Regions from separate parts of the Mus musculus genome. Here regions 1, 3, 4, 5, 6 and 7 are each linked to region 2. Evidence: chromatin loops called from intact Hi-C (ENCODE). Cell type or tissue: heart. All regions are shown on one strand. Region 1 has its middle 19 kb from the start of Gm39776. Region 2 holds the start of Rxra (retinoid X receptor alpha). Region 3 has its middle 13 kb from the start of Gm13421. Region 4 overlaps Rxra (retinoid X receptor alpha). Region 5 overlaps Rxra (retinoid X receptor alpha). Region 6 has its middle 7.1 kb from the start of Gm52506. Region 7 holds the start of Gm52506 (a long non-coding RNA gene).

Region 1 (4,000 bases), 79 kb after region 2:
GGGCTGCAGGGGGGGGCTGTGCTGCCGTGGAACTGCCCTGAGTGTGCGTGTGTGTGCATGCCAGCCAGCTATGGCCTCTGCCTGGGTTGGGGAAGGCTGGGTACACACCTGTGTACAGTGGTGGGCTCTGCCTGTGTGGATCGAAGGGTGTGGGCACACCTGTGTGTAATTGTGCCATCTGCCCGTGTAAGAGAATGTGCGTACGTGTGTGTATGTCAGCTGGCAAAGAGGTACGCATACACTTACCCTTGTGCACATACATAGAGCCGGTGAAAGCCTATGGCTGTATGTGAGTGCAGGCGTGGTCAAGAACATGCAAACACGAGTGTATACACATGAGTACAGCTCCACAGAGCTCTCCCTGTAACCTAGCTGTCTAAGTCAAGATCACTATTGCTGTGACGAAACACCGTAACCAAAGCAACCTGCGGGATAAAAGGTTTATTCAGTTTATCCATCCACATACTTTTTTTACCACTAAAGGATGTCAGGACAGGAACTCAAGCAGGACAGGAACCTGGAGGCAGGAGCTGATGCAGAGGCCATGGAGGGGTGCTGCTTGCTGGCTTGCTCTTTGAGGCTTGCTCAGCCTGCTTTCTTATAGAAACCAGGACCACCAGTCCAAAGATGGCACTGCCCACAGTGGCTGGGTCCTCATAAATCAATCACCAGTTAAGAAAATCCCTTACATCCAGATCTTATGAAGGCATTTTCTCAATTGAGGTTCCCTCCTTTCAGATGACTCTAGCTTGGGTCAGGATGACATAAGACTAATCAAGACACCAGCTCTACAGAACACAGGCTAAGGTTGTCCCTGGCCCAGGCTCCAGGGCCCCTAGCCTAGGATAGGAAGGATGCCAGGAACCTTGCTCCCCTGACAGCTAATTAGAGTCAGGAGCACAGTGACCTGGTGACTGAAGACAAGGAGTCTGAAGAGCCATGAAGCCAAGGAAGCCAGGTGAGCAGCCCTCAGGGGCAAGCACTTGTCACAGGGCCAGACTCAGCTCATCTGGGACCAATCTCAGTTGTAATGATGGTGCCAAGAGCTTTGGCACCCCACTGGGGACTTGCCCTGTGCTAGCATATACCAGAGGCTGGCCTTAGCTACAAAGATCCGCCCCACACCAGCTCAGCCACCTGGACCACGTCAACCCCAGAGCATGCCCTCCAAGGCTGCCTTGCAAGATGAAATGGACGGACAGCAGTGTGCGGTTGGATTAGAGCCAGGCAAAGTGCCTGGCCCTAGGAACCAACCCTCATGGCCCATCTCAGTATCTGTGACAAGAGCTGTCCTCAGCTCACCCTCTGCCTATACCCATCTGGCAAGGAAGGCAAGGTTTTCTCTGTGTCATCCTACATGGAGCCTGCAGTCACTACTCCAGGTCCTCTATGCAACGACTTGACTTAAGGATGTGGCTAGGTACTGGGGACATCAAAGCAGGGCAGCCTCTGACCTAGGACAGGCAAAAAGCAGGGCCTCCTAGTGTGCTAGGCAGGAGGAGAGTAGAAGGAGCACAAGGAGGCATAGAACCAATCTAGTGTGTAAAGACAGGGACAGTTCTACAGAGTGGAGGTGTTGGAAAGGTCTTAAAGAATTGCTGCTGCCATCAAAGTAAGACTAGAACGGAACTGAGTCCACAGCAGTTACTCAGACAATGCTTGTCCAGTAGGTGGCTGAACCCTATGAGACAGCACCCTAAAACAGAGGGGACAGAAAAGTGTCAGAGCCCTGCCAGTCTGGTGCCAACCTGACCTGAGCTCAGCCCCACCTGGCCCTGGCAGAGAGAAGGTTGGTAGGTGGGTAAGTTGATGCTCACAGTGGCCTATGCCTCCTCATGCAGCACAGATGTTTCTCAGAGCCAAGGGTGGACTCTGTCCTTAGAGTGGCTGGAGAGAGCCTGGTGGCTGGAACAGCCTGGTCCCTGGCCCCCTGCCCAGTCCATTGGGGGTGGCCTTGGGAGGTACATCCACCTCCTGGCTACTGCAGGAGACAGCATAGCCAGGAGAACCATTTGGGAAATGCGTATCAGTAGAACTTGCAGCAGAGCCAGCCAATGCCAGGGCAGCCAGGATGTCCACCCCTTCAGTTCCTACAGTGAAGGTAGGGGTGGGGTCTCCTGGCAGAGTTGATCCTTTGGCTATCTGTAAACCAAAGACACTCAAAACACTTAGGCTAGTGAATCCTCTCCCAAAGTATCCCAAGGGAGAGAGCAAGGTCGGGATCCAGCAGCACCCTCCCCACTAGCAAAGCATGATAAGGCAGCCATTAGGGAGTAGGGATGACATGTCTTGAGTTGCCCCCAAAATTCTCAGCCAGGCGGTCACATGGTGAGGACTCGCCTTGATGCCCTATGCTGGCCCTGGTCCTGTAAAGCCTGCTTAAGCCTGATTCCTCTCCCAGGAAAGCAGAGAAGCCCCAAGACCAGTGGGAGGAAGGGACGGGCACAGGAGGCTACTGTGGCAACTGTGGCTAGGTCCATGTATCCTTCCATGGTCTGGGTGCTCAGCAGCTCTGCTGAGACCCCTGTAAATGCACCACCATGCAGAGGAGGTCAGATGGAAGAGCTCAGGGTCACGTGGCCAGAGGAAGAAGGCTGTTGTCAAAAGGCTGAAGATAGACTAGGCTGCCAAGCCCTCTAGGTCCTAGGAGGATGGGAGGACAGGGACAGGAGGAGTCCAGCCTGGAGGGCAGAGTCAAGGCAAGTGGGTGGAGCCAGATGTGGATAACAGAGAGACCGCTTCCCTCCCAGGGGGCCAGAGTTGTGAGAGTCAGTGGAGCTGGCATAGGACAGGAGGAGGGAGAGAGAAGGCAGCTGGGCCTGCTCCCAGCTCCTGCCTCAAGTCCAGGCCCTTGAATACAAGGGTAGAGAGTGGGGGTGGGCAGAAGTATGGCTTAGTCTGTCAGCAAAGCAGGGAAAACCATGTCCTATCCCTGCTTTCCAAAGGTCCACATAGGAGGGATCCTCTGCCTCCCAAAACCAGAAAGACAGGTATGTCCCACACCAGATTAGGCTAGGGTCTCCCAGAGACCCCAGGGACACAGCAACAGTAAATGCCTGTTAAGGAAATGGACCATTTCATGTGGTCAAGAAGATGGGATCTCTGTCCTGGGTGGAGACCTAATATTCTGGATTGATCTGGCTAAGGGACCACCCTAGGAAGTCAGTCTCCCCTTAAGCTGTGTTACAGAGCTAGGCAGAATAATTATCCCTTAAATGAGAGGCTGTACTTTGCCTTCTCCGAGTCCCACCCTGGAGCATGGTGGCTTGCAGGCTCACAGCCATGCACCTTTGTAAGGCTACCCACTTTTCTGAATCTCTCAGAAAAACCTGTTATTTCCTTTTAAAATTTCTTTGTTGGAAGCATGACTCATCTTTAGGTGTCCCCACTCTTTCCCTAAAGTTCCCCCCTCCCTGCCACATGGAGTTCTCTTTGAGTCCATTCTTGAATTCCTTTATTAAAGAAACTAAAAACCCCAAGAGGAGACCCCAATTTCCATAATAACCCTAGAGACGCCCCTGTCCCCTGTTACATACTGGACCTGTAAGGTAGGAGGGACCCAGACACCAGGACCTGTTGCAGTGCAACAGGTCCCCACGGCCACCTCCCCACGGCCTCTGCACGGGGAGCAATGGGAAGGAGAAAAGAGGAAGGCCACAAAGGGGGGGTGCCAGAGAGGTGGCAGTGAGCAGAGCAGAAGTGCCCAGGGATTCCCAGGCCACAAAAGCATAAAGCCTAGAGAGGGGGCCCAGGTGTGGAGGAGACTAGAGTGGTCCAAAAGAGACCAGCACCCTAGGGCCAGGGCCACACCCTGAGCCTGAGCACCATGATCTGTGGGTTAAGCAAGCTCCCAGCCCACCTCACAAGGCCACCATAACAGCATACATGGGTACTCAGCCTAAAGAAACCCCATGTTTCTCCAACTAACCAGCATCCCTTCTAAGATCCAGGGATGCTGAGGGGTAGCCGTGACCCTGCTCCCCTAGTTTGCAGGCATAGG
Region 2 (4,000 bases):
GAGTCTGAAGCTGTGACACACTTGTAACACAACCCCAGTCACTTTGCAGCAGACCTGTTTGTGAGAAGGCTGGAGGTTAAGGAGGTACCACCTCCCCAAATCACCAAAAGTCCTGGCAACCATGCTGGGTTCTGATCACCCCTCAGGGTAGCCAAAATGCATCCCAAACCTCATAGGGGGTGGGAGGCAAAGAGGCAATGATCATCGTGGAGCTTCGTCCATAATCTGCTGTCCTGATTTCCAATCAGCACAAATTCTTCACCAGCCTGACAGCCTGGCTGCTGTCCTCACCACCAAATTAATATCTTTCCCGGAGCTCATTTATAAGTCTCCCTACCCTGCTTCCCTCTGGCTCCCAAACCCCAGGGAGAGTAATGAGTGGGGGGCTCTGACCCTGCTTGGTTCTACTCCGGGAGTTGGCAGGCTGTTTGGGGCTGGGTGCTGCTGGCGGGAGGGTTGCAGGACAAGAAAATGATCCTTCTGCCGATGGGTTGTCTCCCCTAAATACTGAAAACTAGGGGTGCCAGAGTGTGGGGCCCCAGTCCTGGGTTTAATCAGAGACCCAGAGTGACCGTGCCCACCTAGGTTTGGTCTGCTGTCGGGGAACGGCAAGATCGCAGACTCTATCCTGGGCAAAGAGACAGCCAGGGGCCAGCGGCCTTCTCCAAGCCACAGCCCGACGAGCCGGGAAGAGCAGTGGCCTCCCGGAGCCCAGCGCGTCGTCCCCATCCCAATGCCAGGGAGGCCCGGAGCCCTCCAGCGAGCTCAGAAGTTGCTCCTCCGGCGTGGCTCGGTTCCCGGATAGCTAGAGCTGGGCGCCCCGGGGGTCCGCGGAAGCGCGAGGCGCAGCGTGAGGGTCCCTCTCCACGTCCCGAGCGAACCTGCGCTCGCGCCAGCCCGCCGCCCACTCCCGCTCCTCGGCAAGTCAGAGGCCCGGCGTCCTCGCCCTCTCCCGCCGCGCGCCTGGGCCCGGGAAAAGTTGCCCTGTGCCCACTCGCCTCCCCGGGCCCGGCGCGCTAACTCTCGGTACCGCCACGGCTCGGGGCCAATGGGCCCGGCCGGACCCCCAGCGCGCGCTGCGCACGCGCCCCCGCCCCGCCAGCCCCGGCCCCCTCCCTCGCCCGCGCCGCCGCGGCCAGCACTCACCGAGCGGCAGGAAATGTTTGGTGTCCATGTCTGCGACTAACTCATGCCCAGCCGGCGGCGGAGCAGCAGGGCGGCAGCGCGGCGGCCCCCGGCGCGGCCCGCCCGGGGCCCGGGCGGCGGGGAGCCGGCGGCGGCAGCGGCGGCGGCGGCGCGCGGAGGCCGCGGCGCGGCGAGTTGTTGCAAAAGTCGCCCAACAATGTAAACTACTTGTGCCTGCGCGCGCCCCGCGCGCGCACCCGCCGCCCGCGCCTCCGCCGCGCGCCCGCGACCCGCTCCGGCCCGGCCTGCAGCGGGGCGGGGGGGTGGGGGGGGAGCGGCGGGGGGCCCGCGACGGGCGCGGACTCGGCGCAGCGCCGTCGCCGCCACTCGCCCCGCCCGCAACCGGTGCGCGCCCCGCCCGCCGCTGCCGCCGCCGCCGCCACCACCACGGCCACCCCGCGCTCGCAGCCCGGCCCCGAGTTGTGAGCGCCCTGCAAACTTGCAAGTTTGCATCTGCCAAGGGTTCCCAGGAGCCGTGGGGCGGCGGCGTGGGAGGAGGGCGGGGCGGTGGGGTAAAGCAGCCTTCCCTTCCCGGCTGCCCAAAAACCCGGCGGCCCGCGGTGGTGGTGGAGGAGGAGGAGGAGAGCCGGGCCGGGAGGAGAGCCCCGCGGCCGGGCCATTGTCTGCGCGGACACACAAAGAGGCCGGCCGTGGCCGCGCGAGGACCCTGGTCCTGCAAGGCTCCCTGCAGAAGAGCCGAGGCCCTGCGCATCCCGGTGGACACATGGGGAAACTGAGGCCGGTGAAGGGCCGTGAGCCAGAGGCAAGCAGCTGGGCAGGGAGATGCTGCCCTTTGGACGTCCCAGTCCCCTTCACCTAACACGCGAGAGGCCCAAAAAGGACCCTGGTGTCTGACCGCAGGCCAGACAGGCAGAGGGGGGCTGGGGTGCTGCTCGGGGTACCCACGTTAACACGACGGCTCTCACCCTCCTCAGAGGCGCGGGGCTTGAAGGGCGCTACTGCCGGCTTCGGACATCACCCGTGGCCCCAGGCTATTTTTATACCTTGGTTAGCTCTCTGCCCTGACTTAAATTCATGATTTGTTTGTTTAAAAACGAAAGGAAGCACTCCTACCCAGGGAGAGCCTGGGCCTCCTCCGCAACCCGCCCGCCGACTTGGGCAGCTGGAATTCGGATTTGGGTGTGAGCTACCTGAGCGGAGCCAAGCCAGCCTCCCTAAGCGCAGAGTTCCCCCTGCGCCAAGCCAGGCAACCGGCAGTCCCGCCTCCCTCCACTCCCAGCTGGTGCCTGCCAGACCAAAATCCAGCGTGGAGGCCCTGGCAGAGGGGTTTACCAAAGTCCACAGGCTGCACAGAGTAGGTGCTGCCCAAAGAGAACACCTCCCCTCAAGACAAAAAAGAAAGCTCTGCGTGGGCCCACTACCACCGTCCTCCAGGACTGCACTTTTTCTCTGTAAAAAGCAATAGTTGGCCGAACTTGGTGGCACACGCCTTTAATATCAGCACTCGGGAGGCAGAGGCAGGCGGATTTCTGAGTTTGAGGTCAGCTGGTCTACAAAGTGAGTTCCAGGACAGCCAGGGCTATACAGAGAAACCCTGTCTCAGAAAAAAAACAAAAAACAAAAACAACAAAAAAAGCAATAGTTGTGGGACTCTATCTTAAAGATGTCTTTTAGCAGCCTACCAGAAAAGCTATAGACCTGTCTTAGAGAAAGGCCATGTCTGGTCCTCCTATGTGGGCTGGGAAACAAAATGGGGTTGCTAATGCCTTGGGTTGCACTACAAACCAGGCCTCCTTTCCCAGGTCATCACCTGGGAGTTCCCTTAGTGTGGCACACAACTTGGGGTGCTTCTGGTAGTGCCTGCATCAGGTAGCACAGCTCCATTGGACCCACTGGCCAGGGAGAAAACCCCCAGATTCCTTCCTTGACAGGGCCATTTTGAGACTCTTATGGCAGGCTGTGAGGGGGTAGAACTAACTCCCTGTGTCAACAGCAAGGCCAGAGAGCAGAAAGAGACTATAAGCTTTACCTTAGGGACGTGTTATCACAGTAGAGAGCTAAGACCTGTTCTTCAAACTCCTGGGCCATCCTCGCCAGGGCAACACGTGGTGACCAACAATAAAGTACCAACTTTCTACCCTGGCCAGTGAAATCTGGGCTGCAGACAGCCTGCTCACGCTAAGTTTCAGAACAGAAAGGATCAGGAAAGGTCTGTGGGGGTGGATAGAGAAACTTCAATGATCTCTGTCCCCCAGTATTGTGGGCCATTCGTTCTACCAACAAATATCAGCAGGCTCTATTGAAGACTTGACCCTGGGTTCTCACAGAAGGTGTGGTTAAGATGGGCAGGGCAAGGGCACACCCCAGCTCTGCCTTGCAACTCTTTGGTGGCCAAGCCAGGCCACTCTGCTCTTGCCCTCAGTTCCCTGACCTGGAAAGTGCAGACAATCCCATCCTCCATACTGGGTCTTTGAAATGACTAACCAGGCAATATAGAGACTGTTCAGCCAGGATGAGGCTTGCCAGAAAGTAGATATTTTGTCACAAGATAGGGAAGACTCATAGGCAAGAGTGGCTAATTATGACTGCAGAAGCCTTGGATCAGGATAAAGCAGTGCAGGCCGAGCTAAAGCACCATCAACAGGGACAGGGAGGCAAGGCCCAGGCAGCCATGGACTCTGGTGACTTCCTCATGGCTGGTCCTTGAGCTGTGCCATGAAGAAAGGACATGTTTGTCCCTTTGAGTCAGGATGACACACCCAGGTAGAAGGACTGGCATGAAGTGACCTGGGGGTGGGAAGAAGCATTAAGCCGCCTGGCCATCCCCAAAGCTGGCAATGGCATTTGAGGTCAC
Region 3 (4,000 bases), 120 kb after region 2:
GTTGGGGTCACCACAACAGAAGGAACTGCTGTAAAGGGCCACGACAGTAAAAGGTTGAGAACACTGCTCTAGGCGGATGATAGAAATTTGGTCCCTGCCCTGAATCTCAGCCTTCCACTTCTCCAGCACAGCTAGACCTCCAGAATGAGAAGAAAGTTGTCTCCTTGTCCATCCCCAGCCAATAGCCTCCGATTCCACAGAAACAACTGATGAAAGAGAAACAGAGCGAGTGCCCTCATCCAGGCTGCCTCGGGGTTCTGCAACAGCACAGGACACCAGGGGAGCCCAAGAAGGCTCTGGAACAACCTGAAAAGCAGATGACTTACTCTGAGTCATGCCTAGTCTCAAGGGCCTGGGGCTCTGTCCCTCCCTCCTTCAGGCCCTTAGGACTCTCCCAGGGAGCTGGTAGTAGGTTATTTATATATTGGAGGAAGAGCAGCCCCAGCTTGGACCATGCAGAACTTCCGGTCCTTCAGCCAAGGGGCCAGAGCAGGATGGAAGCACTCTAGAGGCGGCTGGGTCAGGCACGAAAGGTCTCTGGACCGACGCCGACCCTGGGAATACTGTGTCCCCTCATGTGCCTGCACGTCCGGGGGTCAGTGGTTGTTTTATTAATAGAGGGCCCCAAGGAGAAGGCTCACCCCGCTGGATGGTCATTCACCTCCCTATAGAAACAGAAGAGCATCCAGGGAAGGCTAAACTAGAAGCACAAGGGCATCCCCCAGAGGGACACAGCCTTAGTCACTCATAGGGGCATCTCCCAGAGAGAGCTTGGCCTCAGTCATCCTCTGCCATGAGAAATAAAAAGCTAATTTGCCAGATCTCTGGCTCCAGCAGGCAGCAGCTACTTTAAAATTGACACCAGTCTCATTGAGACACAGGAAAAGCAACACACAGTCTGAGCAGTAGCCTATCTGCAAGACACTGGAATAGTCAGAGGTGTCCACCTGAGCCAGTCATACACACCAAAAATTTCAGCCCAGCCCTGTGAGTCTTCAAAGCCACTGACTGGTTGGTTGTATCTTTCCAGGGCCATTCACAAAAACAAAACAAAACAAAACAAAACAAAACAAAACAAAACAAAACAAAACAAAACATGGTGCTGGAGAGATGGCTCAGTGGTTGAGTCCTGACTGTTCTTCCAAAGGTCCTGAGTTCAAATCCCAGCAACCACATGGTGGCTCACAGCCATCTGTAACAAGATCTGACACAAGATCTGACTCCCTCTTCTGGAGTGTCTGAAGACAGCTACAGTGTACTTACATATAATAAATCTATAAATCTTTTTAAAAAAAGATGATCAGGTTTACAAAAATACAAACTATGTCCTCAGAGAATCTGGTGAGTGAATTGGGCTTCATGGCTCACATTTCCTGGGTAGTATGAAAAAAATCCCCAGGGCATTTCCTAGTTGCTATATAACAAAGACCTGACAAGACCAACTTCAAGAAGGGATGGTGCTGGTGGGGCTCACAGTCATCAGAGCTAGGAGGGAAGGTCACATGGCATCCGTGCCGAGGATGCAGACAGAGCTCAGCCCACTTTCTCCTTATTTAGGCTAGCACCCCAGCCCGTGAGACGGTACTGACCAGTTTCAAGGTGGCTCCTCCTACCTGGACAAACACAATCTAGAAAACTCCTCGAGGACATGCCTAGACATTTGTCTCATAAGTGACACTGGATCCTATCAACTTGACAGTCAACATTAATCATCGCATGTGGAATTGCATGTATGCACAATACATATGCAATGGGAGGTGACTGGTCCACCACAGCACTTACTAGAGACCCAAAACATAACTATGTACCAAGCCACAAGCCCAGGGCATTCCCTAGCACCCCAGAGTCCTCTGGAGCTGTAGACCCCAGTTCAGTTTGTGCATGTCAGTCAAGGTACTAGAACAGGATCAAAACACTCCAAAACTGGCCGGCGACACCTCCCCACCATCCTGTGTGTGTGCATTCCAAGTTTTAGTTTCTCCATCTGGAATCAGGACAGGCATAGCTGGGTCTCCCAAGCTTGCTCCAAAGCCAAGTCTGAGGCCCACATTATGTATTTCTCTGATCAATTCCTTTGGAAAAAACAAACAAACAAACAAACTGAAGCCCAGTCTGGATGGGCAAATTGTCCAAGCCAAAGAGAAGTGGGAATGCAGCCCTGCCCAAGGCTTGGAGGTGGGGGAGCAAAAGTTCCTTTCCTCGGGACCCAAGACCAGTTTGGCTTTTCCAGAGCCTCCGCACCCTGAGTGGTGCAAGTCTGCCTCCACGTGGAGACTGATGGAATTTCCTCCAGATGAGCAGAAATTACATCTGAGACCTAGGAAAGTCAGCTCCCAAAAGCATGGGGGTAAGTGCTAGAAGAGGCTGAAACAGCTTTCTCGCCTGAATGATGCCTACCCCATCTAAACCTTGCATCCAACGCATCATTAGACATGAGGCATAACTGCAGAGAAATCAGACTGGATAGGTTGGATTTGTTGGTTAGCAATGCTAAGCAGATTCTAGACTCTGTTTTCTAGAGTTGCTAGAGAAGCTCAGCTTAGCTGGTTGGCTAAGCATGGGCCATAAGGTGACCGCCACAAAGTCAAAGCCTAGAACTGTTTGGGGGTCATAGAGGAAAGTGTCACTCCTCAGAGAGACTGGAATGTTCCACTAGATTATTCCAGCATGTCTGTTCATCTCTGTGGGGTGGTCCAGAGAAGACTGCTCTCAGCATGACTGTGAAAAGTTATTTTTCTAGGGGATTCCCAGCATCATGAGGAACACTGGTCTCTCCCTAGATGGCAAGAATTACAATATGGGCCAGAGAGATGGCTCAGCGGTTATGAGCACTGACTGCTCTTCTGAAGGTCTTGAGTTCAAACCCCAGCAACCACATGGTGGCTCACAACCATCCCTAATGAGATCTGACGCCCTTTTCTGGTGTGTCTGAAGACAGCTACAGTGTACTTACATAATAAATAAATCTTTTTTAAAAAATTACAATGTGAACCACAGCCATACTGGGCCCCATAGCTGCAATGAGGGTAACTGGATGGTCACACGGTCAATAACATAACATGGGACTGAGCGGCAGAAGAATCTCCGAGTTCCAGATGAGCCGGGTCCAGGATAGCTAGATACAAAGAAACCCTGTCTCAGAAAACAAAAACAAACAAACATGGGTTTGGAGACCATAAGGACAGCAGAATCAAAGAGTAAAATAAGCTGACTCTGGGAAATTTAGGGTGCTGAGTAGCTGACAGAGGTGTCCTCAGAGGGGACACAGACTGGTACTCTACATTGTTACTGATTTTATGAGTGAAGCTTTGAACTTAAGTGAGCAGAGTCTAACTTGAACTGGCAAAGCAGTCTTGTAGCTTCTCAACTGATTGACCCAATCTATAAACCCACAGGTCTTGCTTACACTGATGTCTTAAATCACTTTCACACTTTTTCCTTTTTTGAAACAGGGTTTCTCTGTGTAGCCCTGGTTGTCCTGGGACTTACTCTGTAAATCAGGCTGGTCTTGAACTCAGAGATCTGCTTGCCTCTGTCTCCCAAGGGCTAGGATCAAAGGTATGCGCCACCACCACTCACACCTTTTAAAATGCTATTTACTGGCTGGAGAGAATGCTCAGAGGCTAAGAGCACTGGTTGCTCTTCCAGAGGTCCTGAGTTCAAATCCCAGCAACCACATGGTGGCTCACAACCATCTGTATGGAATCCGATTCCCTCTTCTGGTGTGCATGAAAACAAAATACTCATATACATAAAACAAATTTTAAAATATTTAATATATATACATATATATGTATATATGTATGTGTGTGTATATATATGTGTATATGTGTGTATATATATATATATGTATATATATATATATATATATATATGTATATATATATATATATTTACAGCAAGCAGTTGAGACACACCACACACCTTTGATCCCAGCACTAGTGGGGCAGAAGCAGGTAGATCTCTGAGTTTGAGGCCAGCCTGGTCTACAGAGCTAGTT
Region 4 (4,000 bases), 82 kb before region 2:
TTCATGGTTCAGCTCCAAGTCCCTCAGGCCACCTTCCCCAAAACCAGACAACAGCCCTCCTCTCCTCCCTGAGCCTCAGGATGCCCAGTGTCCCACAGGACCACTGAAGTGGAAACCCCACTCTACGTGAGCCAGGGCAGCCCTCCAGGATGATTGGTGGTGCCATCTTGAAGACCAGAAAGGAAGATCTGTGATAGGGAAAAGCCAGGCTACTATAGTTGGCTAACCCTGGATTGGTGAGACATGAAGAGGGACGATGACATAAAAAGGAACTGGTCAACTGGGGGACATGACAGAGGACCTCCAGCCCACGCAGCCTCAAGGTGGTCCCAGAATCCTGCTTGGAGTGATATCTCAGGGCATCTTTGGAAAGAGGCTTTATAGGTTAGCTATGACCCAGGAGGATACGGCCTGCCCCACCTGCTCCTTCTTGATCCCAGGTGGATTCCCACCCTAACTGGGTACCAGGACTCTGAACAGGCCAAGATGGGGCACTCCAAACAGAGGTGCCATGTGGGATGTCGAGAACCAGCGACAGCAACCAGCAACCAGAACAAGCCCTTTTCCCAGCTCTTGCAGCTCCAGGTGCTGAAGGCCCCATGACGAACCCCACGACCCTCGGGGTGACAGCAGCATAGCCTTAGAGCCTGATGTAGGGCAGGAGCTGGCCAGGTGTCACACCAGCTCTGCTATGGCCCTGGGCCAAAGGCAAGCATGAGTAAAGATGGCGAGGATGGTGATGCATCTTTTGGGCCCATAAGGACACTGCACCCCAAAGATCCACACGGGCCATCAGAAAGGGCAGGGGCAGGGCTGGAGCTGAGCAGCTGTGTCCAGGCAGGGCACGGGACCGGCACACGGCGGCGGGGGCCTAGGTGGCTTGATGTGGTGCCTCCAGCATCTCCATGAGGAAGGTGTCGATGGGCGTGTCCCCGATGAGCTTGAAGAAGAACAGGTGCTCCAGGCACTTGAGCCCGATGGAACGCAGTGCAGGCAGGCGGAGCAGCAGCTTGGCAAACCTGCAGGACAGGAGAGAGTAAGGACAGGCCAGGAGGCAGGGAATGCTCCCCTCGGAGTGCTCCCTGCTCTACCTGGTGACTTGTAACTTCCCCGGAGACCAGCCAAGCCCAGTGCCTGGGACCAGAACCTGGTCTGCAGAGGAAACTGCCTAAACTGATGCTCCAGGAAGAAGTGGGGACTAGAGAAAGGAGGCTCCTTGGAGACAAAAGAGCACAAGGGGCAGAGGAGTGGCAGGGGTGGAGTGGGGGTGCGGCAGGGGTGCAGCAGGCTGAGTTGCATCAAGATCCTAAAATGAAAGGAAGAGCCAATGCTTGACTACTGTCGGCCAGGACAGGCCTGGCAGGGGTTGGGAGAGCAGTTACGAGTGTGGGCTTGCTCCACGGGCAACGGGGAGCCTTGATAGAAATTTCGGCAGGTAAGAGCATGAACATGTTTTGTGCATCGGAGAGGCCTCTGCAAGAGCGGCTGTCTCGCTAGAGGCAGTGGGGCATGTCCTAGGAAGAGGCACCAGGAAGCTCTGTGGGCAGCCTGACTGGTAGTCAGTCACACGCATGGTACTCGGGGTGACTGACAGTGGAGCCAGCAGTGAGCTGGGAGATCCCCTGCTTCAGCAGGAGCACCTCCCTGGAGAGGACCGCAGAGGCCTTTGGGTTCCTTTACCCCTGGAATGTTTCCTGGGCAAAAGACCGATAGGCATGGGAAAGGAATCTGAGAACTCATGGAAGGTGGACAGACAAGAGAGGACAGTGTGGTGTGGGGACAGGACCTGGGGTCCCACGTGTGACCTCTGTGTCTGCTCAGGGCCTCCCTATATACTGGAGGGGGCTCTGGGCCTCATTAATTATTAACAATGTCTTTCATTTCCAGGGAGGAAGCCTTGTGGCTGGCTGCCCCGCAGTCCTCAGTTTAAAGGCACAAGCGTAGCTTGGAGGCTGGAGAGGTGCCAGAGAACAGGCTGTTTTCTGCTGAGCTGGCGAGATGGGCTAAGGCAGGAAGCCAGGAAAAACAAGCCGCTGCCACCCTCCTGTCCTCCTCCGGGAAGTTTCACTTTAAACCAAACCAGATGAGGGCTAAACAGCAGTGTGGACAGTTAACCATGTGTGTGCCAGGCAACGAGATTGGTTAGTGTGCCCATCTCCCCGGTCTTCCACTATTCCACTCACACCTAGCCTGCACACTGGGAGACTGCAAGAAGAAGCAGAACTGAATCCTTGGAAAACACCATTTCTCCTGGACACCTACTGTGTGCCTAACACTAGACTGTGCACCCAGCACTGAACATGACTAGATGCCAGTCTTCCTTAGGCCAGCAGAAAGAATGTGTTCTCCAGTCTCAGCCACGTATTATGCACAACTGTACAGCACCTACGCTGTGCTGGCATTTCCAGGTCACGTAACAGGTGAAGAACATAAGGCTTCATACTCGTAAATAGCAAGGACCTACTGTGCACTAAGAAATGGATCAATTATCTCAACTGGGTATAGGGGGAAGTGGGTAGTCCTCAGAGCTCATGAGTCCAAGGGCTGCCTAGCTCCTGCTCAAAGCCTGAAAAGCACCCCAGGCTGGTTTAAGGAGGACACCATTGTTTTGTGGCATACAGAGGGCTTTGGAGATGTGTGGCTGAGCCCAAGGGTAGAGGCAGGGGGCTGTCCAAGATGGAGGCGGGGCTCACCTGCCCGGCTGCTCAGGGTACTTGTGTTTGCAGTACGCTTCTAGTGACGCATACACCTTCTCCCTCAACGCCTCCACCTCAGCAGGGTTTGAGAGCCCCTTAGAGTCTGTAGAGAAAAATAGCCTCAGGTCAGAGCCCCCAGACTATCTCCTATCCACATGCAAGCATAGCAGAGAGTGTGCATGCTACACAACTAGATATGGCTGCCCTGCAGACCCATAGCTCCCAGACCAGGAGGATGGGTGTTCTAGAGTCATATTATGTCTCCATTCGGCCACTTGAAAGTCAAGTGACCTTAAACCAGTACCTTGTCATTCAGGGACTTAGTTTCCCCATCTTTCTCCAGGTGGTCATGAGAGATAACCAATCCTCTCACTGCCCTTGGGCCTGGTCCCAATGACAGGAAGAAAGCTGTAAGCCCTTCCCTGAGGATCTCCCCATACCATGAGCCAGGAGACCCCTCCTCAGCGCCTAAACACTGGCCACAATACAGGCTAGAGAAAAACCACAGCCATAGTCATTAACACCATCAGGGCACAGTGTACCAGTAAGAATGCTGAGGGCACTTTGGGGTCTGGGAGCTCTTTAGAATACACAAGACACCTTCAACTGATCTAGTCCCTGACAGTCCCTCCCTATCCCTCGGAGCCCCAGCTGAGGCCTCCCTGGTTCACCATGCCTCCAGCCAGACCACTCAGACCTAACCTGAGAAACTATCAGGTTGGCTCAGGAATGAGCTATCTGGGGTAGAAGCCTATATCCCTGTCCCCCCATATTTTCTACTCACCATGTGCAGGGCTGGTGAGCCCCGTCAGCCAAGCTTCCAACCCATATTCAACCCCTCCCCTGGCAGACAAGGATGGACTTTCAAATACAGAAGCCCATGCATACCCTGCGGCAGCGAGTGCTCCAGCCTCCGCGGCTTCCTGGAGCCTAGTCAGAGCCACCCACAAGCCCACAGCCATCTCTTGAATCCCTGAATTTCTCCCCAGGAAGAATTCCACGCTCTCAGTTGTGTGCTCCCATCACCATGTGGACTGGCCACCAGTGGCATCTGCCACCAACCCAGTGCTGTGAGCACAGGCCTGGGCCACTCTTCACACCACAGCCTCCCACACAGAAGACAGTCTCGGCCTCTGTGACAGCAACAGCTTGGAGGCCCTGAACACTGCAGCTCCAGAGCTACCAAAAAGATTTGCTGTCCTCAAGAGGCTGCTCTGCCCTGTCCCCAAATATCCTTGAAGCCAAGGCCTGAGACAAGTTAGCTACCCTCAGGACACCTAACAAGATGGACTGACCAACTGACC
Region 5 (4,000 bases), 64 kb before region 2:
AGGAGCCATGCTGCCAGTGGGACAGACCTGGTCTATCTTGTCTGTTCTAAAATCCTAAAACCTAGCCACACAGCAGAACAGGGAGAGTCTGGTTGGGGAAGGGCTGGCGTGAAGGCAAGCTATCCAGACAGCTGTCTTAACAGCATAGGCCAGGGGCTCTGCTGAGCAGGAGGCACACAGAGAAACCTGCCAGGCTCTACCAGAGTCTGGCAAACTGCAAACTGCAGGCCTGGACTCTGTATGCAAATGCCCCCCACATAAAGAATGCTGAGGAAGGGACAATGGAGGCCCCCTGATGAGAAGAGCATGCCAGGCAGGAGGGTGTTCAAAGCCTACCTTCCCGCTTCATGCCCATGGCCAGGCACTTCTGGTAGCGGCAGTACTGACACCGGTTCCGCTGTCTCTTGTCGATCAGGCAGTCCTTGTTGTCTCGGCAGGTGTAGGTCAGGTCTTTGCGTACTGTCCTCTTGAAGAAGCCCTTGCAGCCCTCACAACTGTATACCCCATAGTGTTTGCCTGCAGGGTGGGGGTAGAGGATGGGTGAACTTAATGACAAGGCCCTCTCTCACCCACGTGTCATGCTGCAGACCAGGGCTCTGTATCCAGGTTTTAGAGTCCTTGTCTGGGCTCAGGCTGGACTCTGATCCTCCCTGTTCATCAGAGAACAGGTCCACCGCTACTACAGATTGGCGCTATGGGTCAGCAGCCCTGAGCACAGCATCCCCAACAATGGTGGTCTTGTGCTCTCTGTGCCTGAGCTATTGTGCCCTGGAAGAGGATGGGCACTATTCTCGGCTCAGGCTTGGCCCAGAGTGGAGGCCAGCAGACACTGCACCTCAGCCATCCATGCCTACATCTTCTCTTGGCATACCTCTAGACCACCCTTCCCATCCTAATGTCCACCTCACTTGAGGACAAAATGAGACCCCTGGAGCTCCCAACCCACCCCTTATTCTATCAGGCACAAGGGGCTACCCTGGGCTCTTGCTTCTCTGTACCCAACCCAATGGAAAAAGCTAGGGAGACTCAGTGAGCTGTGCCCAGGTATTGTGCCCCTGCCCACCAGGCATTCCTACCTGAGGAGCGGTCCCCACAGATAGCACAGATGTGCTTGGTGAAGGAGGCCATATTTCCTGAGGGATGGGCAGGAACCTTGAGGACGCCATTGAGGCCTAGTGGCGGCTTGATATCCTCAGTGCTGCTCACAGGGTTCATGGGTGAATTGAGCTGCAAGAGGAGGAGTGGGGTAGGTTAGCCCTGGCAGGCTGGGGATGGGCACTAATGAGAGCGGGGTCTCCTACAAGGAAAAACTCCCCTCTACAGAGCCTCACTCAGGCCAGAACAGCTACAAGCTAACAGGACCATCCTCAGAGTACCCCCTCATGAGAGCCAGGCCACTGCAGGGTACCAAAGTCCTTACATCTCAGTGATCCCAGCACTCTCGGCACCATACAAGAGGCTCACTTACTCCCCACCACCCACCAAGGAGCTACAGCTGCCATTTAACAATGTGCCATGGGCCCTGGACACATGAGAGCCCGGGCACTCGGCACTCCCCCACCACCCGGGTGAGGACAAGAGGCCCAGGTTCAGGGCTGCAATCAGGCTGGACTCCTCCAGAGTCACACATATCCCCACCACCCTGCATGACAGTGGTATCTGGGGGCAGAACAGGAGAGGAAAGCAAGTGGACACCCCAGACATCAAGCCATAGGGCCCATGTGGCTATCTTGGCCTCAGCACACCCCTCGCCTCTCCCTGCCCGCTGGCCGCCAGGGGCAAGCGTGGGAAACTCACCCTGTCACCCAGGCAACAGCTGCAGCGTCGCAATGACACAGCAGTTTTGGTTCCGCAGCCTCCAGCCTAGCTCTGCAGTAAGCACAGGGCCCAGAGGCGCTTCCCTCAGCCTGCCTATCTGCCAGGGCGTCAGAGCCCGGCTGGGTAGTCCCCCCACTTCTGAAAACCCCTGACAACGGCAGAAAGCCAGCTGTACAGTCCGCACTGGCCTTGTATAGCCCCTGCTGCCCCCCTGCAAGGGGAACCTCCCCGCCTTCCTCAGGGCCTCCTGCCCCATCCCCCACCCCTTTCTCACGGGGCAGGAAAAGAGCAGATTCTGCAGCCCTAGCTGGCCGGCACTGTGACACAGACTGTGAGGTTCAGCAAGGATACCTCATCCCGGTTAGCTTTAGGGGGGCTGCTGGGGAGCCTGGAGATCCACACAGAGAACCAACTCTGAGTGTGTCAGAGGGGGTTGTCAGGACGTGGAAGGTCTTAGCGGCAGGCAGGCCATCTCACTGCAGAAGAGAGCAGCAGTCCCTGTGGTGTTCACTGGCTGAAGGCCCTATGTAGGAATCCTGGGGCGGCAGGGAGACGGGCGGCAGGGAGACAGCCGGCTTTTGCTGGCAAGACTGTACATCCCTCCACTCCACTCACTGTATGGGAAGCCTAACCCTGCAGGTTTCTGGAGGTCTTGGCTCTGGGCAGAATAAACAGCTTGGGGCCCGTGAAACCTGATGTCAGGGCAGAGCAGAGGTTGATCTGTAGCACCGAGCCGGCCCCCACCCCCACCCTGGCCCCGAGAGCTCCACAGTAGGCAACGTGGGAACCCGTGACTTGGAAGACGATTTCTTTGCCCTTCCCAGATTTGAGCTGACGGACCAGGACAGTTTCTATTCTTTCCTTCCTCAGCATCCCCCACGAACCACAGCCCCATCGTCCTGGGTACTTCTGACCCATCTTTCAGGAGACCCAGGACTGGGCAGCCCTCGCTGGAGCCCGAAGACTCCCTGGGTGGGGGCCATCCCATTTCCCCTTTCATATCCTTAGCATTTATTTCAGTTCCACCCCATCACTACTGCACCTGGGTCCCCACCTATCTCTCAGGCACCCTGTCTTCCACTCCTACCTCACCCTGTCCTCCCAAGCCCACTCAGATGAGCTATCCAGAGCAGACCTGCTCTCATGCACTGCACGCTCCCCACAGCCCCGTTCCCCATCTGCCTGGCTATAGCCATCATGAAACACACGCTTACAAAGTCACTGCAGTTCCCACAGTGCGAGATCCTCCCCGTAAATCAGGACAATCAGAGGCCTTGATGCCTTGCTCTCTACATCTGGGCAGTCAGAAATGCTTCCCAGTTGTAAATTACCCAGGGAAGCCAGCATGGACAGACAGACAGTGGGGTCTGGGAAGTAGTGGGGAGCATCCCACTGGGCCCTGTCTTAGTAGAGCCCCCAAAACACATGAGCCACATCAATGGCTTGGGCACCGGGTGGCTGTGGCCTGACATAGCAAGGAACCTCATGGAGCCGAGAGCCAAGAGGGGTCAACACTGAAGCCAGGGAACTATGGAGATCAGCTCTTCATTTACCCTCACTACTCATGGCTTCCAGAGCTAGCAAGGGTACAGAGAAGCTATGATAAAAAAGAGCATGGCCATGCCAGGGGAGGTGGCTGCATGATCAGGCCTGCTTCATGCCTGCACACAGGCAGTCATGCCAGCAGCACCTCAGGCCTTCTGTCTGCTTCTGAAAAGCAAGGTGGGGAGCAGGGGACAGTGTAACAGATTGCTCATAAATAACACCCTAGCCCTTCTATGTGTTCAGATGCTTGGGTTAGCTTGCAAACACACACACACATACACACACACACACACACACTAGGGCAAAGGGGCTTATATGGAATCGACCTAGAAAAAGCAGCCAGATTGTCTGGAGGAGAAGCTTAAGAGGCTCAGACCAGTCTCAAGAGGCTACCTGGTGAGGTGTAAGTGGTCTCTCTACACACCCCCGGCACCAGGAAGGGGGGCACGGATGTCATGGCTCAGGGCACAAGGCTTTGGAAATCAAGGGACACAAAGGTGCTGTTGGCCCTCTGGTTCTAGTGAGGATGGTTCCAGGTATGCCACAGGGAGGTGGCACAGCAAAGCTACTGGGGGTGGAAAACAGAACCCAACCCGAGAAGCTCAGAGCAGAAAGGGGATCCCTGACCTGTTTCAGA
Region 6 (4,000 bases), 110 kb after region 2:
TCGCCTTGTTTTTTAAGGTTTTCTTTTTATTACTATTTTATATGTATAGTTGTTTTGCCTGCATGCCTGGTGCCTGAGCAGGCCAGAAATGACACCAGAGGGTGTCAGATCTCATGGAACTGGAGTTGTAGTTGTGAGCCACCAAATGGGTTCTGAGAATGGAACCCAGGTCCTCTGGAAGAGCAGCTCGTGCTTTTAATGGCTGAGCCACCTTTTGTTTTTGGTTTTCTTCTTGAGACGAGGGCTCACGTAGCCCAAGCTGGCTTCAGAAGCCCTATGTGGATAAGGACAACCTTGAACTTCTTCGTTTTATTATGAGGGGAGGGGAGGCATGGGACCACTGTGTGTCTGCGGAGGTCAGAGGACAACGTTAGGGAGTGGGTTCTCTCCTTCCACAGTGCGCTCTAGGGATCAAACCCCAGTCTGCTAAGCCATAGTGAAGACCCAACCTTGAACTTCTGACCCTCCTTTCTTCATCTCTCAGATGCTGGGATTACAGATACACACTGCTGTACCCATTTTATAAGGTCCTGAGGGAAGAAAGAAAGCCTTTGTGCACAGGTGGCAGCTGCTCTACCCACTGAGCTACAGCCCTGCTCACTTAGCTCCCCCTGGTCCCTCTTCTTAAGCTGTCACCTAAGATGACTGGTCTCTTTTTAACGTAATCATTTCCTGTTATGAACTTTCCTTCATTGTATGTGTCTGTGTGTGTGTGTGTATATATGTCTCTCTCTGTGTGTACGTGTCTGTATGTCTCTGTATATCTGTGTGTGTGTGTGTGTGTGTGTGCTTGAGTCTATGTGAGTGTATCTGTGTCTGTGTGAGTGTCTGTGGGTGTATGTGTCTGTGTGTATATATGTGTCTGTGCATGTGTGTCTGTGTGTATGTGTCTCTGTATGTATGTGTGTCTATCTATGCGTCTGAGGGTCTGTGTGTATGTCTGTGTCTGTGTGTGTGTCTGTGTCTGTGTGTGTGTGTCTGTGTGTGCCACCAAAACATCATGCATTATTAGACTTTAGTTTTCATTAGTGTGGAGTGTTTCATTATTTCCCTCTACAAGCCGTATGGCTTTAAGCAAATAAGGGGATGCTTGCGGAGGGGTGTCTGGGAACCTGGGGCTTCAAGTCCAGTGTTCTGAGGGTGCACACTGCCCCACTCCGGTCACCTCCAAAGAAAGCTTCATCGGGCCACCCTGATGTCCCCTTCAGCTCAGCCCTTTTCACACTGCCTAGTGTGGCATTAGGACCCCAGCCTTCCTACTTCTGAACACCTCTTAGTCACCAAGGACCTAAAAAGAGGAACTTTCCACCTCTGTGGCTTTGTCCACTGGCTCATGGAAATGGTGGTAACAAGATGGAAAGCTTTCAATGTCCATCTGTGACCATGGGCTGGGACTTCCTAGTTACCAGGCCACCTTAGCCAAGGTCACCCAGCTAGAAAGGTCCAGGGAGAGAATGGATACGCTGGCCTCGTGTGCCTGGCTGACTCGCAGAGGCACCTGGAGTTCAGGTATGCTTGTTAAAGGGCGAAGTGAAACAGGGGCGAGGTGGGGGGAGGAACTCAGAGGTGGGGGTGAGCTGTGGCTCTATTCGTAGCTCAGAAACACCACCCTGCAGATTCCCTACCCAGTTCCTTTTTGTCTAGAATAAAGGTGGGGTTTGCACTACTGAACCAAGATGCAAGGATGCTTTTAAGGAGAAATGTCAGGTCCTGGTCCCCAACTTCATCTGACCTCCTGCTGCACCTGTCCACAGGGGCTGCCTCTGTCCTTCTGCTCCTCAGGGATGGCCCCTGTGCTGAGCTCACCCCAGGACACCCAGCTCCTCCTGATGCAAGGGAGGGAAGTATAGAGGGCAAGCAAACATGGAGGAGCTAGGGCTCACGGTGGCCATGGGTAAATGTTCACTGTGCTCAGTCTCTATGCAGGCCCATTGCTTTCACCAAGCTGGGATCAAGTTTGTCTTTCTAACAAATCTCCACGCAATACAGGTGCCACCCCAGGGCCCTGGCTTCAGGAAGTGGCTGGCAAATCCCTGGTCCTTTCTACCCCCACACCAAGCTCCCTGTGCACTACTCTCTCGGCCCCTCTTGTGGTACATCTGGGACAGGCCCTGTGCTGTCTCTTATTGTCTCCAAAATGCAAAATTACTGCTGGCATCATGTCGTTGTACCGAATTAGCCACACTTAACTCAAGTGCCTGCCATCGGCAGCTACTGCGAGCCTGGGCGCCTGGGTGTGCCTGAGACTCTGCACAAACTGACTCAGTCCATGCCACGTGAAACCCCAGGTGGCAGCACCTAGCCCTGGCCCTGCCCTGACCCATCAACCTGAGCCCCAAGCCCTGCAATGTCTCACAGGGGCAGCAGTGAAGATTAAAGGATTCTAAAGGCATCCACAGGGCTCTGGGACCTCCACCTCTTAAATGCCAGGTAACCTGGTACCCGAAAGAAAAACAGAATCCCAAGGAAGCGGTAGGCAAGCACCTGAAACCTCTCTTTGTAATGAGAGTGAGGCTGTGAAGAGAAACAACGGAAAGAGCCTTCCCTAGGGAGGGGCTGTGCTGGCCTCTAGGGCTCACTTCCTCAGACACTTGCTCCTGCTGACATGCTGAAGGGAAGGACAAGGGGACTCTCTACAGGAGTGTCCAGAAAAGAAAAGCACCAGCCTCATTCCTGCCTTGGCCATCAGGGCAATACCCTTGCCTCCAAGGGTCTCTGCACCTACCTGCATCCTGCCTCCACGACATCTAGGCTCAGGCCTTCTGGCTCCCCGCCCAGAGAGTCTCCACAATCTTTCCAGTCTATCTGACCAGAAAACTCACCCCCCTCCCCAGGAACCCGTGGGTCTCTGTATTGGAGTCTATCCTCTCTCCATCAGCAGGGCTATCTCCCCTGGAAGCACGCCTGGCACTAGATGGCACTTCATCAGTTGTGCTAGGCCTCTCCCATTCAGCCACAGCTTTGTGGGTGTTCTTTTTCTCTGGCAGGGAACATGCCTGTCCCCTGGGCTCAGGATATAGCTGGTCAGTGAGGGTTCACAATGCTGCTCCCCACTCCCCACAACCCCCATTCTGCGACAGCTGAACTGCACAACCCCGCTGAAGAGCCAGGGATGTGGTAGCATCTGGAACACAGGACACAAGCTGGAAAGGGAGCCAGGGCTGAGCCATATGCTCTGAAGGGCACTCCAGGGTGAGGCACTCCTCCTGCTATATGCCAGGCTCACAAACCCCTGGGCTCAGAAAAGGCCCTACCTCTAGAAGAGAGGCAGGACTTTGGGCTACAAGCTCAGGAGCCAAGAGCCTGCCGGGCATGCCTGGCACCCAGCACTAAGTACTTAGCAAGCACTTGCCTTGTCCGGGACCACATCCTGAAGGACTGGAGCCTGCCTTGAGAAGGGTACCAGAGAAGCCCTGTGGGCATCACCAAAGCTCAGATGTAAGGTCACGAAGGGAGCATGCTGCAAGCCTCAAGGGTCCCAAGAGAGGCCCCCGTAGCTTGACTTTGAGGGTACTGGGAGCAATGGAAGGATTGGGGCATGGGAGGTAAGGGTCAGACCAGACAGCTTCTGCAAACATCTACCCATCCCCAGTTCAGGGGCACCCTAACCTGGACAGCCCAGGTCCAGTTTGACGGACAGGTGGCCTCAGGGTTAGCAGTGGCTCCAACCCCAGACATTCCAAGAACTGGGTAAGACCACACCACATTTAGAACCAGCCTGTCCGTTAGGATCCAGTTCCACACAGGCTGCCCAAAAGGAGTCAGAAAAGGGACACAGGATTCTGCCTAGAGCTGAGCGGGTAACTTCCCATTGCCTGGCTGCCCAGGTCCAAGGTTAGTCCCTTGGAGTCCCCTTGCTTCTCTCCAGTTCAGGGTATAGGATACAAAGTATAAAGTTTAGAATTGTGGTCTTCCTCCTCTTGGAGTCACCTCCATTCCAAATGTGCCAGCACCTCAACTGTAAACCTCAGTTTCCCGTTGTGACAGGTGTGTCATCAGG
Region 7 (4,000 bases), 100 kb after region 2:
GGCTGCTTTAGATCATCCGCAGCCGCTGACTGTGATTCGTCTTGTGCTTTAGGAGGGGTGTGATTTTTGCCGGTTGCAGATTGTTATGTTTGGAATTCTGGGGACTCCTGAGAGGGTATAAATGTGAGAGAGCCCCAGAAAGATCTGTTGTGGCTGCTGCTGGTTCCTGCTGTTGCATTTGCAGCTTTTGCTGCAAATTGCTGGATTGCTGGATTGCTGGATTGCTGGATTGCTGGATTGCTGGATTGCTGGATTGCTGGTTGGAAATATCCTGACTACAAAGATTGGATTTGCCCCAAGGAACTCAACTCCATAATCATCAAGAAATAGTCTAAAGAGATCTCTGCCCCTTTCCCCTCTAACCTTCTTTCTCTCCTACCCAGTATTGAGGGGTTAGAAGGGATTAGTGTGGAATATGGGTGGAGAAGGGTGGGGGAAAAAAGAACCCAATAAAGTAGCACAAAAAAGCACACCTGCCCCAGCCCCATGTGGAGCCGACCATAGGAAGCGAACACATCTGATCATCCTCAACTTCCATGCTGGACTCTCAGCCTGAAGTGCATCCCAAATCGGAAAATTCCAGAGACCCTCAGTCAGCCCTGTGGTGGCTCCCACTGCCAGCTTCGTCCAGCAAATTTTCTTCATAGTGGGCAGCATCACACACCTCTCTAAACAAATGCCAGCTCCTAGCGTGCCTGTTTTCTTTCCCCTCTGGTTCTCTGGTGACACTACATCAAGGAAAGAGTACCACCGAGTTACACGTGGCCTTGGGATACCTCCCAGGGACTGAAAAGAGAGAGCCATTGTCCCGCTTTGACCCGAGGACAGTGTTGAGGAGGTGTCCTAAAGTCATCTGAGTGTCTACCTGTCACCAGCTCCACTGTGTGTTACTAAGCTGACAACTCCATGTTGAACTCAGACAAGGAGATTGAACTTTCTACTTCTTCCATGGGCTCCAAGGTAGTGATAGAACTTGGCAAACTCACAAGCAGAGAACACAGATTCTAACATAAGGGTCATGTCACACAGCAAATCAAGCTAGGAGTGGATGGAGCTGGGGGAGGCCAGACCCTGAGGATGGATACCAGAGCTGGGAGCCCAGAGAGTCAGAGAGTGAGCTGGTAGGGCTAGTGAACATCTGGAGAGACTTCAGGGAGTGCTGAATGCAAAGGCTGTAGTGTAGGAATGAGTTAACATGGTCTGACAGATCGAGCCCCAGAGGGGAGCTATTACCAGAGGGTTACCCAGGATGGTGTCTCAGGACTAGAGAGTGATGGGGCCAGCTAAAGACGGGACAGATGAGAGTCAACAAAAGATGATCATCCAGGCGACCTCTGGCCTCCCAACCTGCTCTCCTCTCTGCTCTAGCCATACAGCTTCCCGTTGATCGCCTCCCATAACTGGTGCTCAGGACCATTCCTTGCACTTTGCTTTGATGCTTCACCCTGATCGACATTCCAGGTGAAGCCGGAGTCGGACCCTGGTGGTGCAGGACAGGGGGCTTTCCCCAACTCAGGCTATGTAGTTCCTTTGCCAGTGGCCCATTCATTAGCAGGAAGAGGGTGGGCTCCTCTGACCAAGCTTTCAGACCCCTTGTCTACCTAGGCACATACCTTCCCATGCGCACACATTAATATCACTGGTGGAACATCCGTCACACTCCTAGTGCGTCACACAGGTATTCCTAAACCTTTCCTCCTTGGCCCTCAGAGGCCCGCCAGCCATTTATACCCATCACTCAGGGGAAAATAATGTCATTTCTGTTAGACTCACCCTCTCCACAGAAGTGCTGTAACCATGCAGAGATGACATTGCGGGCAGCTCAGCTTGTGTGAGTGATGTAATCTCGGGGCGTTGCCTAGCAACCCCAACAACGTTTGGGAGACTCTGATTCTTGAGTGGGGTAAAGTCACATTTACACAGCTCAGTTAATCAGCTTCCTGGCAACTCTGCCAAGATGATCTCATTTTATTCATGATTATTTTATGTGAAACGCGCTTTTAGCTCTAAGAGAACACAAAGATTTAATTCAACACCCGCTATTGCTCTATGTTTCCAGGGTGTCGTTAACACGGCGTCCATGCAGATAACCATGGCAACACATGGGTAATTAGTGTATATGACGGAGGTATTAATACAGAGCCGGCAGGCTCCCAATCAGCCCGATTACCACGTGTCATTACTGCAGTAATTACCTGCACTAACACGCAAATTGAACTAAATGGTCAATTGAAGTAAAGTGAATGGCTTTTTATTCTAGTCCCTAAATAATGTGTCTGCTTGGCTGAGTAGCTCAAGGTAAATAAGACTCTTAAATTGATGGCCTCGCCACCACCCCTTCCTGGGTGGGAGATCTAGACTCTGAGGGTCCCCAAGGGTCCTCACAGTTTTGGCAGGAGGTGATGTGCCCCTCCCCACCTCCACTGTCCATGAAGAGCGCTGGTCCTCATTAACCTACACTATCCTGCAGGGGTATCTCAGCCACCCCCAGGGGAGGGCATGGAACTTTCCAGAATGAGGGTGGAGGGCAAAAGCCAATGGCCTTGCTCCCGGGGATGTTTCCTTGCTCCCCTCGGGTAGGTGGGGCAGAAGTGAATCTCTGGCTTCCTGTTACAGGATGTTGGGGGGGGGGGGAAGGGTCAAAGGTCAGCCTGCCTTTATTAACAGAGCGTTTCTGAAATTCCATAAACTTAGAAGATCTTCAAACAGGAAGTCACACTGGGCCTCTCAGAGAAGCACGCACATTCCAAGTCTGAACGCTGATCCCTTCAGAGGAGACAGCGGAGAGGGGGTGGGGATGTCAGCCTGGGCCCTGGTGGGGAGACAATGAAGTCAACCTTGTCCTTCTTGAGATGCAGAGGCAGTGTCTGAACATGGCAGTTTAATGCAAAGCATGGAACCCTGTGGTCTCCTTCAATGGGCCTGTCCCTGAGACCACCTTCAGGGATGGCCTCTAGGCCTGGGTTGAAGGACACCTTGAAGGCAAAGAAAGGTACAGGGCTCTGCGGGACCCTGCCTAAGCCGAACAGGGAGGATGGGGGCCGGCGTGGAGCAGAAGACGTAAGAGGAATGAGGTCTCCGTCAGGGGAGAATAGCAAGTAGGGTGCTCACAAGTCTAAGATTAGAAATCCGACCACAGACTCCAGCCCAGCCTTGTTGCTCCCCAGGGTTGCAGTGTGGCTGTCCTGTAGGGGAAGGTGCCATTTCCCTACAAAACATAGTAAGACCCTCAACTCTCAGGGTGAAGATCCATCTGCCAGAATTGAGGTGACAGAAGACAGAAAGTGAAAGTCACTCCATTGCCAAGGGGGTCTGCTGCCAATGTACAATCCTCATGGCCCCAGTACAAGTCATGCTACACTCACAGGTTAGTGACACCCTAAGGATTACAAGGGTACTGACATCAGTGCCATCCTTCCCACAAGCCATGAACAGAACACCTCCTAAGAGTGGTAGGGGACAGCAGTCTACAGGCTCCAAGTTAAGGAGCAGTTGTGGCTGGACCTAGGACACTCTTACCATCATGGGGCCTGTGACCAGAGAGATATACAGCACAGGCTTATGAAAGAAGAGAACAGAAAACCAGGAGCTCTGGTTCTGCCTGTGATATCTGGGAACAGGCAGTCTGAGTGGGTAGCCATGTAGAAGCAAACAAAGACTGAACACTTCTGAGCAAGAGGCCTTCTGCCCATGGGACAACAGGCTGCTCTGTACCAGGACCAGGAAACTGTAGAACACAGTAGCTGCTCGTGCTGGATGAGGGGCCCATCCTTGGTCCTCTTGGTCCCTACCTGGTGGCACTGTTTTGGCAGATTTGAAGCTTCAGGGAATGGGACCTCTCTGGAGAAAGTGGGTCACTAGGGTGTCGTGTCTCTGGCCCCTCCCTGTCTCTCTGCTTTCTGGCTGTGGTAAGTTAAACAGCTCTGCTCCACATGTTCCCACTACCACAATGCCCTGCCCAACAGCATGGAACCAAGTGACTATGGACCAAACCCCCTCC

The links. Hi-C counts contacts between places; a loop is a spot of excess contacts. Peaks named below come from ENCODE experiments on the same cell type or tissue, not always from the same donor. Only the 100,000 strongest peaks of a DNase experiment are listed, where the experiment ranks them.
Region 1: a loop joins it to region 2, with 2.2 times the contacts of the local background. A loop is called at or near these places in 6 of 42 quality-filtered maps.
Region 3: a loop joins it to region 2, with 2.4 times the contacts of the local background. A loop is called at or near these places in 9 of 42 quality-filtered maps.
Region 4: a loop joins it to region 2, with 3 times the contacts of the local background. A loop is called at or near these places in 12 of 42 quality-filtered maps.
Region 5: a loop joins it to region 2, with 2.8 times the contacts of the local background. A loop is called at or near these places in 11 of 42 quality-filtered maps.
Region 6: a loop joins it to region 2, with 2.5 times the contacts of the local background. A loop is called at or near these places in 11 of 42 quality-filtered maps.
Region 7: a loop joins it to region 2, with 1.8 times the contacts of the local background. A loop is called at or near these places in 5 of 42 quality-filtered maps.

What each region holds. Positions count from the first base shown.
Region 1 is chr2:27,595,132-27,599,131 of GRCm38, reverse strand. No RefSeq gene overlaps it. Among named protein-coding and RNA genes, the nearest start is that of Gm39776, 19 kb to the right of the region's middle. In heart, no CTCF peak of the experiment used is centred here; DNase peaks (open chromatin) are centred at 1,911 and 2,721; H3K27me3 peaks cover 791 bases.
Region 2 is chr2:27,674,607-27,678,606 of GRCm38, reverse strand. It overlaps Rxra (retinoid X receptor alpha), which reads right to left and starts at 1,406. Exons shown (of 10, transcript NM_011305.3): 1 at 1,147-1,406. The coding sequence starts at 1,174. In heart, no CTCF peak of the experiment used is centred here; DNase peaks (open chromatin) are centred at 466, 1,056, 1,566, 2,336 and 1 weaker place; H3K4me3 peaks cover 2,665 bases; H3K27ac peaks cover 2,413 bases.
Region 3 is chr2:27,551,068-27,555,067 of GRCm38, reverse strand. No RefSeq gene overlaps it. Among named protein-coding and RNA genes, the nearest start is that of Gm13421, 13 kb to the right of the region's middle. In heart, a CTCF peak has its summit at 2,262; DNase peaks (open chromatin) are centred at 467 and 2,277; H3K27me3 peaks cover 483 bases.
Region 4 is chr2:27,756,560-27,760,559 of GRCm38, reverse strand. Rxra (retinoid X receptor alpha) reads right to left here. Exons shown (of 10, transcript NM_011305.3): 9 at 2,694-2,799; 10 at 1-1,019. The coding sequence ends at 872. Among named protein-coding and RNA genes, the nearest start is that of Gm39777, 80 kb to the left of the region's middle. In heart, no CTCF peak of the experiment used is centred here; DNase peaks (open chromatin) are centred at 929, 1,309 and 1,979; H3K27ac peaks cover 1,426 bases; H3K27me3 peaks cover 2,104 bases.
Region 5 is chr2:27,738,280-27,742,279 of GRCm38, reverse strand. Rxra (retinoid X receptor alpha) reads right to left here. Exons shown (of 10, transcript NM_011305.3): 3 at 1,077-1,227; 4 at 337-516. Among named protein-coding and RNA genes, the nearest start is that of Rxra, 63 kb to the right of the region's middle. In heart, a CTCF peak has its summit at 1,762; a DNase peak (open chromatin) is centred at 1,839; H3K4me3 peaks cover 1,091 bases; H3K27ac peaks cover 1,827 bases; H3K27me3 peaks cover 492 bases.
Region 6 is chr2:27,564,135-27,568,134 of GRCm38, reverse strand. No RefSeq gene overlaps it. Among named protein-coding and RNA genes, the nearest start is that of Gm52506, 7.1 kb to the left of the region's middle. In heart, a CTCF peak has its summit at 2,090; DNase peaks (open chromatin) are centred at 2,184 and 2,594; H3K27ac peaks cover 591 bases; H3K27me3 peaks cover 2,677 bases.
Region 7 is chr2:27,571,105-27,575,104 of GRCm38, reverse strand. It overlaps Gm52506 (a long non-coding RNA gene), which reads right to left and starts at 1,911. Exons shown (of 3, transcript XR_003953780.1): 1 at 1,774-1,911. In heart, no CTCF peak of the experiment used is centred here; DNase peaks (open chromatin) are centred at 1,374, 1,844, 2,537 and 2,794; H3K27ac peaks cover 2,073 bases.